2 separate regions of the Mus musculus genome follow, and region 1 is linked to region 2. The links are chromatin loops, found by intact Hi-C in ENCODE. Cell type or tissue: left cerebral cortex. All regions are shown on one strand. Each heading gives the region's core, and the rest is flanking DNA. Links, peaks and the distances in the headings are about the cores only. Region 1 overlaps Opn3 (opsin 3). Region 2 has its middle 110 kb from the start of Grem2.

Region 1 (5,382 bases), core at 280-5,279, 640 kb after region 2:
GGGCCAGCCATGACATGAAAACCTGCCAGGACAGGAGCTGCACTTTTTTAGCACACCTTCCACACCACAATGTCTGGAACACTCTAGAACCACAAGGCAAAACAACTCTGTCTTCTTTTAAACTGTTTGCCAAGTGCTTTTGTCACAGCAGTATGGAATTAAACAAAGCAGCCTGAATAGACACAGAGAAAGGCTCTGGTAATACAATGCACCATGCCTGGCATGTCCCTTTGGAATCCGGGGTTCTCACAGGGAAAGAAAACAAGACTGGTCTTCAAAGAAGCAGCGTGAAGGTGTTGGGATCCTGTTAAGAGTTATGTGGACCAATCCCAGCTCTCTGACTATCTTGCTGCATAGCTTCTGAGAATAAGGTAATCACCCTAGGTCTTGGATTTCTGTTTACATAAAACCGAAGCCTGTTCACATTATAAAATTCTGTGACTGGAAAAGTAGGAAATGAAGAGACATCTTGGCTGTGACTCCGCACCATGTGTTTCATGTGTGTAAGAGTGGAGGGGTAGGCAGTACTATTATAGTTTCTGATACATATGGCATTAATAATTGCCAAATACATAACGGAGTGTTTACTATTTCTAGACCAAAAGAAGCCTGGGTTCTGGAACACAGCATGAAGAAAGAGCACTTTAGAGAACAGAGACCAGAAGCAAATAGCATAGGCACCTCAAAGCAAACTACAGTAACAGATTCTGAGGGTTAAATTAGATGTTTCAGAAATCCAACTTTAGTCTATTAAAGCCTTACATAATTATTTACCTAAAAAGACATCTAGAAGGTAAGGACATAACTTGAGGTTTAAAATATAGTTGACTCTATGAATTTTATAAACATTTTTATTAAATATAATGGTATTTAATTTTATAATTAACTTCAAATGTTAGTTTGACCTTTAATTTGTCATTGATTTCCATTGAATACTATTTAATTCTTCTTAGGCAAGAACATTTAGAAAAAGAATTTCACGGTTGTAAATGAACAAGTCTCAACATATTTTAGAGATGAATAAATGAATTTTTAAAGGTACTGACATAGTAACTGGGTATAGGCATCAATCATGTTCAAGTGTAACTCATTTATTCATTTACTGTTTATCTACATAGCAATCATGGTGCTAGGAAGTAGGCATAAAGTCCTATGGATAACGGTGTCATACAGAACTTCAAGTCCAATGGCAAGTCTGAGAAAAAGTCCAACAAGGAAGCCAGTGAATAGCAACGAATGCAAAGGTAGGGAATAACACAGGGCTAAGAGAGGGAGGGGACACAGGTCAGGACACTGACTTACAGGAAGAGGGCAGGAGCAAGGCCCACCTTTCTCAGATCCTCCTGGGCAGAACATGTGGATCAGTGAACGGTAGCTGTAGTCTGATTAGTCTTTCTGGGCGATCCACTTGAAATGACCTAAACCACAGCCCCTGGTGATGTCTTAGTAATTCTCTCCAGCACTTTGTGGGTTCTGAGTAAAAGTTATTTACTGTGGGCTGGGAAGATGGATCAGTTACTGGAGGGTTCGCCATGAGGATCTGATCCTGATTCCCGGGGCTACACAGAAAGCTAGGCATGTGCCACATGGAGACAGGCATGTGCCTGTGTGACATAGCCTACGTGCTGAACTCCAGACCTGTAAGAGGCCCTGTCTCACAAAACAAGGTAGACAACAGAGCCAACAGTGAACATTGACCTCTGACCTACACACTCGTACTCACGCGTGCGCACTCGCATGTGCACGTACACACACACACCTGAACACCTTCATCCTCTCACATACATATTACATGCTTTTTTTTTTTCCTACTTTCCCAGGAAGGTGGATGGGCTGTCTTGTCTTTGCTTTCCAGCCACTTTGTCAGATCATCCGGTGTTGAGGCTAATTATTTCACATTTCACGTAGTACATACATTAAGAACAATATGGAATGAAAGAGAAGTGGCCACTAACAAAGTAGGTGCCAGCTATGTGTCAGGCTTTGTGATGGTTTCTGCCTGGGGAGTGGCATTATTAGATGGTGTGGCCCTGTTCTAGTATGTGTGGCCTTTTGGGAGTAGGTGTGTCACTGTGGGTGTGGGCTTTAAGACCCTCATCCTAGCTGCCTGGAAGCCAGTATCCTGCTAGCAGCCGTCAGATGAAGATGCAGAACGCTCAGCTCAGCCTGGATGCTGTTGGATGCTGTTATGCTCTCACCTTGATGATACTGGGCTGAATCTCTGAACCTGCAAGCCAGCCCCAATTAAATGTTGTCCTTCTAAGATTTATCTTGGTAACGGTATCTGTTTTCATCAGTAAAACCCTAAGACAGGCTTTGTGACAATCACTATACATACAGTGTGCCATTCTTCCAGAAAAAGATATCGGTGACTCAGAAGAGCCAAGGAGCCCTGTCGGTAGTGGAGACTATTTTGAGAACCCAATTCTGACCTCGAGTCTATTGCTTTCTTCTTAACATTGTGTGTTTGCTCTCGTGTACTATAAGGAAAGGGAGGAAGGAGTCCGGACAGTTTTGTGGAGCAGGAGGGAGCCTAGTATGAATGGGGAAGGCCGAGAGGGTTAGCACTATCATATATATGTATAAACTGGGATAATTAATCCCCTTAAGGAAATCCATTTTTTTCTAGTTTAACTTTTTAATCCTCTTCTATTATTGTGTTTTCTTTTTTTATTATTGGATATTTCCTTTATTTACATTTCAAATGTTATTTCCTTTCTAGGTCTCCCCTCCAGAAACCCCCTATACTCTCCCCCTCCCCTGCCTTTATGAGGGTGCTCCCCCAACCACCCACCCACTCCTGTCTTCCCACCCTGGCATTCCCCTATACCGGAACATCAAACCCCCATAGGACCAAGGGCCGCTCCTCCCACTTATGTCCAACAAGGCCATCCTCTGCCACATACATGGCCAGAAACATGGGTCCCTCTATGTGTACTCTTTGGATGGTGATCCAGTCCCCAGGAGCTCCGGGGGGTCTGGCCAGTTGACTCTGTTGCTCCCTCCATGGCTTTGCAAACCTCCTTAGCTCCTTCCAATGGTTGGCTGTGAGCATCTGCCTCTGTATTTGTCAGGCTCTGGCAGAGCCTCTCAGGAGACAGCTTTATCAGGCTCCTGTCAGCAAGCACTAAGAAAAACCATTTTAAACCAGCAAAATTCTATATGAAGGCCCCTGTGCTGATTAAAACCACATTGAACCCTATGATTGTGCCTTTATGCCACCTACTGGCAGAGAGTGGCTTCTGCATTCCCCATCCCTACAGATGATCTTAGGTAGCGCTATGTTGGTAAGGTGTGGGTTGTGACTATTTTAAGACTCAGTAGACCTTGAAAGACTTAGAGGTGTTGATCCTTCTCATCTGGACGTTCAGGTATTCCTGTAAAAGTAAGGCTAACTCATATGCAGCAGGAGAGGGCAACATGAGATGGGATGGAGCTACTGTACGTTAGGTCTAAGGCACAATAACAAGTTGAGAAAAGAGCAATCCTGGTGGACTGCATGGTGGGGGTGACCTCACAAAGATATATCTGAAAAGGGTCATGAAATATGTGTCAGGCAGGTATTTTCAGTGGAAAAGAAACATCTACAAATGCAAAGCGAGCTAGTTCCCTGGGACTGTGATGTTAGAGTCTGGACAGAGACAGCTCCTGGAAGACAAAGGTGGCTGGCTGTGGTCCCCAGCAGGGATCCCAAAAGGGTGGTTCCATTTTACAACACAGCTTTGAGTACAGACAGAAACAGGATGCCTGCACCTATTGTACATTTGGATGGTGCTAATGACAACCTGCTAATGACAACCTCCTGCCCAGCACAGCCCACAGGGAACAGACCGATATGCAGCATTCCAAAAAGAAAAATGGTGCCGCCTGTAAACTTGCCAAAGTCATCCGGGAACATTAGCTGGGTTTATTAAAATATCAGAAGAATCAAACCAAAGAACTTATTAACACACCAGACCAACAAAGAGTGAAGCACCCGCACCTAGACCTGTTTAGAGGCTGCGACCCTGTGAGGACCACACTGGCCTGGCACTGGACCATCATCCATCAAAGCATGGACAGGCAGAGAATACCTGTCTTTAGTACCTTAATCTAGCTAGATTCCCCATTGCTGGACAGCGGCCTATTTAAATTGCTGTCTGTCTGCCCATGGACTGGTTTTAGGTGCACACACACAAACTATGTCCTCAGGGCAGACTTTTAGGGGGAAATCCCCATTTGCCATCTGTTGCTTACGTATGAATCAGTGTATTGAACTCGGGTAATCAGGCTTGGCAGCGAGTGCGTCTACCTGCTGAGTCATCAAACCAGCCTTCCCTAACAATTTGTAACAGTATTCATTTCTTTTGTATCATCATCCGCACTTTAAATTATCCTATGCTGTAATCCTGGAGGCTTCCTCCTTCCTCGCTGGCCACACTCCAGTCAGACTAACTTTTGAGAAGGGAAAGGAGCAGGCCTTTGTGAAGTGGGAGAAGGACGACAGAGGAAAGTAATTCCTTAGGGACCAGAAGCAGATCACCAGGGAAGACTGCAGAGGGAAACAGAGAACTGAGAACCAGGTACCTGGAAACTCCGTGCAGCCACTGGGAGGTTCTGGGTCCCCTCAGACTCTGAAGGCTGCACACTAAAAAGTCAGCTCTCCACAGTGCTGCTCATGGCATGGCCATGCTGCCAGCTGCTGGGAGCCAGCAGCTTTGATAAATGCTGACAACAATCTCTTAGCGAGCAGGAGACAGGTAATGCTGCGTCTGGATCCTGGTGAGGTCCAGGGAGGCAGGGCTTCCTCTGCCTGGGATAGTGGGAGGGGCTATAAGAGAGGCAGATTTTGAATTGATGAATATGAAGAGCTTAATGGAGTTGGTGCAAATGTATAGGAAGTAGGCTACAAAGCTGAGGGCTACGGAGATGGATCTGTAGATAAAGTGCTTGCTGGGCAAGTGTCAGGAGCTGAGTTCTGATCCCTACAACCCACATAAAAGTTAGATGATCTTTAATCCCAGAACTTCTCATATGTAAGGTGAGGTATAGACAAGAGAATCCATGAAAGTGTCAGGGCCAGTGAGCTTGGCATAAGAAACGATGAACAAGAAACTTTGTCTCAAAGATGGAAGGCAAGGACCTAGACCTGAGGTTGTCCTCTGATGTGTGTGTACCCATACTCACACAGAAGAATATATACACACATATACAAACATATATACACCCATTCATACAAAAGAATTAAAGAGCTGGGATGCAAGAGAGGCCCTGAAATGTTAATTCTCTGCATCAGCCTGAGTCCAACAGTTCTGTGAGATGCAGCTTGATGATGCATTCATTTACAGCACTTGCCAACAAACACACAACATCACACTGCACACTAAGCACCATGCTGGGCGA
Region 2 (5,382 bases), core at 276-5,275:
AGCACTGAAGCAACGCTACAGAACTTATTTCCTAGCATTGAGAAAGCAATGAGAGAGAGAGAGAGAGAGAGAGAGAGAGAGAGAGAGAGAGAGAGAGAGAGAGAGAGAGAGAGAGAGAGAAAGGAGAAGGAGGAGGAGGAGGAGGGGAGTGGAGGAGGAGGAGGGTGGAGAAGGAGGAGGAGGGTGGAGAAGGAGGAGGAAGAAGAAGGAGGAGGGGAGGGGAGGGGAGGGGAGGAGAAATAAATGTCCCTGTCAGTGGAGATTGCTGTGAAGATCCCTGGGACACTGTTTTTTTCTGACATGAGAAGGGCCAATGGAAGACCTCAGCCTTCACTATGTTTTAGACTCCTTGCTGTGTTAAGCAAAGATGGAGAGAAGACTGAGCAGAGCCACAGGACCGAATTCCACAGGGACCAGACACTTTCAGAACCTCTGCCTGCCTCCGGCAACTTAATGAGAAATAGTTCTTAAATCCTTCCTAGGCAGGGTTATTTATATTTTGTCCACCTATCAACGTGCCTGTGTCTTTCATCTGTTTGTCTCCCTCTGTGTCTCTGTCTCCTTCGTGTCTTATTCTCTACCCACACACCCGCCCCCACCCCCACCCCGCCCCCCATGAATCTGTAAAAGACTCATCTTGGCTTTGGGCTGCAGTCCCATCAATCCCAAGCTCAGCAGGCAGGCTCCAGGCCTGTCTCCTTCCAAGCGGAAGCCTTTCCCGCAAGGCTGACTCTGCAGGAGGGCTGCACACTGCTGGAAGCACAGGTTCTCAGACCTTGAGGGGGAAGGGTGTTGGCTCCACCATGGCTGGAGGACAAGATTCCACAGCGTCTAAACAGCACACAGCCCGTCCTGGAGAGCTGAGGCCTGCTGTGTGGAGTTGGCGCTCTGCACCTTTGAACAGGGGTTTTGGCTCCGCCTGTCTGCAGACATTGAAACCTATGATTGATGACCAGGACCCGGGTACCAGAAAGTGATGCGTGCTGTTAATGTGGTCTCTGGGGAAACTGGTGCCAATTCAATTAAGTCAGGGGAGAATGAGCTGCTGTTCCACACCTGAGCTTGAGGGGGAGAAAGACACAGAGTCTGCTAAAGACATCGTTCCCAGCAAAGACGGTTGCTGAGCAAATTAGAGACACAGCAACATTTGGTGATGACATATAACATATATTTAGGAGAAGAAAGTTTTAAAAACATGAAACCCATATATAGAGGGGAAAGAATAAACCTGTAGATATTGATCAAAATCTGGCCACGTGCTCTGAAAAATGTATAGATTTTTTTAAAAAGCACAGAAATAGGGAATGAGTTTCATTTCCAAAATGTGTGTGTGCGTGTATGTGTGTGTGTGTGTGTGTGTGTGTGTGTGTGTGTGTGTGTGTGTGTGTGTGTTGGAGGGGGTTCTTATATATACTTCTGTTTTTAAAGATTAGTTTATTATTTGCTTTAATTATCTCTGGTGTGTGTGTGTGTGTGTGTGTGTGTGTGAGAGAGAGAGAGAGAGAGAGAGAGAGAAAGAGAAAGAGAGAGAGAATGGGTGTGTTCACTGATTTCCAGATTCCCTGGAGCTGGCTGGAATTCTAATTGTAGTTGGTTCATCTGGAAGAGTAACCATAGTTCTTAATCACCAAGCCATCTTCCGAGCCTCTGTATATCATTTTAAAAGAATTGTATTCCAGATAATTCAATAAATAGATAACAGGCGACCATAGTAGAACAGCTTGCAGTGGAATGAGAAAGCTGGGATCAGAGACTGGAGAAGAAACAGTGCTGGTTCCCCAACACTGTCCAACCACTCCCGCTTCTCTGAGGCTCTTCAGTTCCTTTAAGTGTGAATAAGGAAGTAGTAGTGTCTTACAGTTTAGGGAAAAGCCCAGGCATTAGCAGTCCTAACAGGCCTCCCAGGAATTCAATGCAGCTACAGATAAAGGTTTTCAAGGTAAGTTCATCTTCAAGTTCAAGTTCAAGTTCAAGATAAGTTTAAACAGAAGAATCTGGATGAGAGGCAAGCATTGATTAAACATAATTAAACAGGCCCGCTCAGGATGTGCCTGGGTGGTCTTAGATCTGGCTCTGTGAGGAGGTGGTCCTAAGGAGACTTTGTCATGCCTTTACTCAATAGAAGGACTCATTCTCCTCTCTACACAATAGTGACTCTTGTTACAGGGCGCTGCCTCCCATGCATGGAGAATTGTCCTGATGTAGGAGATGGTGAGTCCTCCAAAGTTCCACTCTTCCTGGAATCCAGGATAACTGTCTGTCTACAGTGATGACTTATCTTGGTGCTTTCAGCTCCAACGTGGGATGAGCTAGGTCAGCCGGACAGGCTTGCCTTCATGACTACTATGCCTGTGTAGGATCACACAGAGGAACAGACACCGAGTGAAAGGCAGGGGTGGTGCCAGGATTTCTCCCGCTTCTAGTTACTAAATGAAGTGGAGGTTTCACAGTTGTAACACTCCTTGCCTTGCTACATTGTGGATTGTTATGAAACATTAATGCTGTGACCACAGGAGTGAAGGAGTACCGGGTGGGCCCACAACAAGGTGTCCCCCTGAGAAATCACACCATGTGACAGGCAGACCTGATGTAAGGACATTTGGGGAGTGGGAGGAGACCTGAAAAAGGGTTACAGGCAGAGAAAGGGAGAGCAGAGAAAGAGAGGGTGGTCAGAAATACTGGGAACAGGAGAGAGGATGACAGGGGAGAGGTGAGAGAAAGAGAAGGGACAGGGGAGAGGGGAGAGGGCAGAGGGGGCTGGGGTAGCAAACACTCCTCTTTATAGGCTGCCACACCCTGGCAGTTAATGGTGGCAGGTGATGATGCAAGCCATTGCTAGGTCACTCACTATTGGGAGGAGCCTAGAGGAATTGTCTGTAAGCAAACAAGTTCTCTGGCCAAGCAGAGGCAGGGAGGGAGCAGAAGGCATACATCAATGCTAAGTATCTCCCATATATGCTCTATCTCCCATATATGCTCTATCTCCCATATATGCTCTATCTCCCAGATATGCTCTATCTCCCAGATATGCTCTATCTCCCAGATATGCTCTATCTCCCAGATATGCTCTATCTCCCATATATGCTCTATCTCCCATATATGCTCTATCTCCCATATATGCTCTATCTCCCATATATGCTCTATCTCCCACATATGCTCTATCTCCCATATATGCTGTCTGCCTTAATTTTTAAGACAGTCCCTCTCACGGAACCTGGAGTTTGGTTAGGCTGGCTGCCAGCAGGCTTTGGGGATCCACCCGTGTCCCTTCCCAACACTGGGACTGCAGGCACACATCTCCATGTGTTCCAGTTCCTGCTGCTTCCCCAGGAAGCATGTTACTAATGGAGCCATCACCCTGCCCTCCCCCTGGAAAGCACGTTAAGTTACAGTCAATGGGGAGAGGACCTGATCTCAGAGCGGACAGCTTCGATTTGCTGGGGGCTCTGACACCTCTCTGATGCCCAGTTTCCTGTTCTGTGATAGAGAATTACAGCATTGGTAGGGAAGTGTCCTGTTCATTTCGGAATCTGTGCATTCTTATACTTTCACCAGGTATAAATGAAGGTGACAATCATTCGAAAACATCAGAAATTCTAAGTCTTTCTATATTTCCTGATGTTAATCAGCAAGCTTATTTTCCCGAGGAGAAAGAAGAAAAAGAAAAACAAACAAGCAAGCAAGCAAACAAAAACCTACAGCTTTTTCCCAGTCTCTGCCCGCCCTCATTCTGCTGTGTCCAGGCAAAGGATTATTGTTATTTTTTTCTTTTCGCTGTCTCTGTATGTTATTAAATACATGCCAAATTCAAATTGGCATTTCTAAAAGCAGAAAGAAAAAGAAAAGAAAGAAGGGGGAGGAAGGAAAAAAAAAGGTTCAGAAATGCAGACTCTGAGATATAAGACCTTTATGCAAACATAAAATATTAATACACTGAAAAACTCAAAATGCTTCAGTCCCCAGGGGAGAAAATAGCTTGTTTTTAGATGCTCAACCCAGGGCCTACTGTTGTAAGACTGCAAACGCTAGGCAGTGGAGTCTAAGTGTCCCTTTCTGTGTGACAGCAGGAAGCTAGGTCATTTGGAGCAGGCAGGGAATGAGCAGCTTTTCCCACGTTTGTACAGAACTAGCTCCCATCTCATGGCCCCAAGGTAAAGCTAATTATAACATATGGAGGACTCGGCCACTGAGCGAGCGCTACAGGCCTCTGGTTACTGTGACAACCATAAACCTTCATCTGCTCTCCCTTGTCACCATTTTTATTTATGTTGCCAAATTACACTCCTCGAAACACTGTGGCAATTTGCTCTCCCAAAAAGTAGAGGAATGAAGAACCCACAACCGGAATACAGGTCATTATTTTTTTCCTCCAAGTAGAGAACATGGAACAGAACTAAAGAAAACGGAAAATGCTCATCTTCCATGAGCAGTCAGGGAGCAGGATTCGATCTCTTTCCTAAAGCCTTATTTTAAATGACAGTATAATACTTTGTTTCGTGGATATGCTTAAACCAAAAAACCCCCACAATTCTCTACTGCTGAGAACTAAGTTCTTTCAGAACTAAATCCTTTAGTTCTTCATAAGCTTCTAAAAGGGAAAGAGTTTGGGATGTTGGTTCTGCAAAAAACGATTGCTAATGTGCGGACAAAGGTCCCCTTCCAGAAAGGCTATGGCACCTCCTGTTGGGGGAGAGCTGCCTAGGATATCTGGTAGTGAGGGCCTGAGAGTATAGTGTGACAAGAAGAGAGGTTTTCTAGGGCCAGACATTGGAATGCAAGGAGCCCAAGGCCATGACATTCACTGGGTGCATTCTTTTACTGCAAATATTTATATGTGTTTCTTTTTCCGCTAAAGGCAGCTTGGAATTTCTATTCAACCAAATCCATCCACCCTTTCCTTCTTAGAATATTTTTCCTGTCCCCTGCACTACTCTGTCCTTCCTTCCAGCATACTCTGTGGTCAGTGAGATATTCAAAGTGCTTTCCTCCCTGTTCCTTTTCTTGGCTCCTTTCTGCTTTTTCCCTGCTTCTCTCTCTCTCTCTCTCTCTCTCTCTCTCTCTCTCTCTCTCTCTCTCTCTCTCTCTCTCTCTTTTTCTCTCCCCCTCTTATTTTTTAATAGTAATTACAAAACCAATTCACTGACTAATACCTAATATCTGGCTCTGGAAAGCCTCATTTTTCTCTGGGCAGAATGGTTGTGTCCTTGTAAAACTCTCCCTCACAAGCCTGACCACAAGCGTATTATAGGTGGGGGCTCTGGGAGGTGACTAGATACCACTGTGCTTTCACGAATGGGCTGCTGCCCCCATTGATCAGACTTGGGAGCTTTGTGCCCTTTCATTTAGTAGGAAGGATCAACGAAGTGCTGCACAGGAGGAAAT

What was found. Peaks named below come from ENCODE experiments on the same cell type or tissue, not always from the same donor. Only the 100,000 strongest peaks of a DNase experiment are listed, where the experiment ranks them.
Region 1: a loop joins it to region 2, with 2.9 times the contacts of the local background. A loop is called at or near these places in 6 of 42 quality-filtered maps.

Annotation. Positions count from the first base shown.
Region 1 is chr1:175,665,970-175,671,351 of GRCm38, forward strand. All of the region lies in intron 1 of Opn3 (opsin 3), which reads right to left. Among named protein-coding and RNA genes, the nearest start is that of Chml, 20 kb to the right of the region's middle. In left cerebral cortex, for the core only: a CTCF peak has its summit at 3,224 (motif pointing left); DNase peaks (open chromatin) are centred at 3,220 and 4,301.
Region 2 is chr1:175,028,101-175,033,482 of GRCm38, forward strand. No RefSeq gene overlaps it. Among named protein-coding and RNA genes, the nearest start is that of Grem2, 110 kb to the left of the region's middle. In left cerebral cortex, for the core only: no CTCF peak of the experiment used is centred there; DNase peaks (open chromatin) are centred at 2,362 and 4,159; H3K27ac peaks cover 262 bases.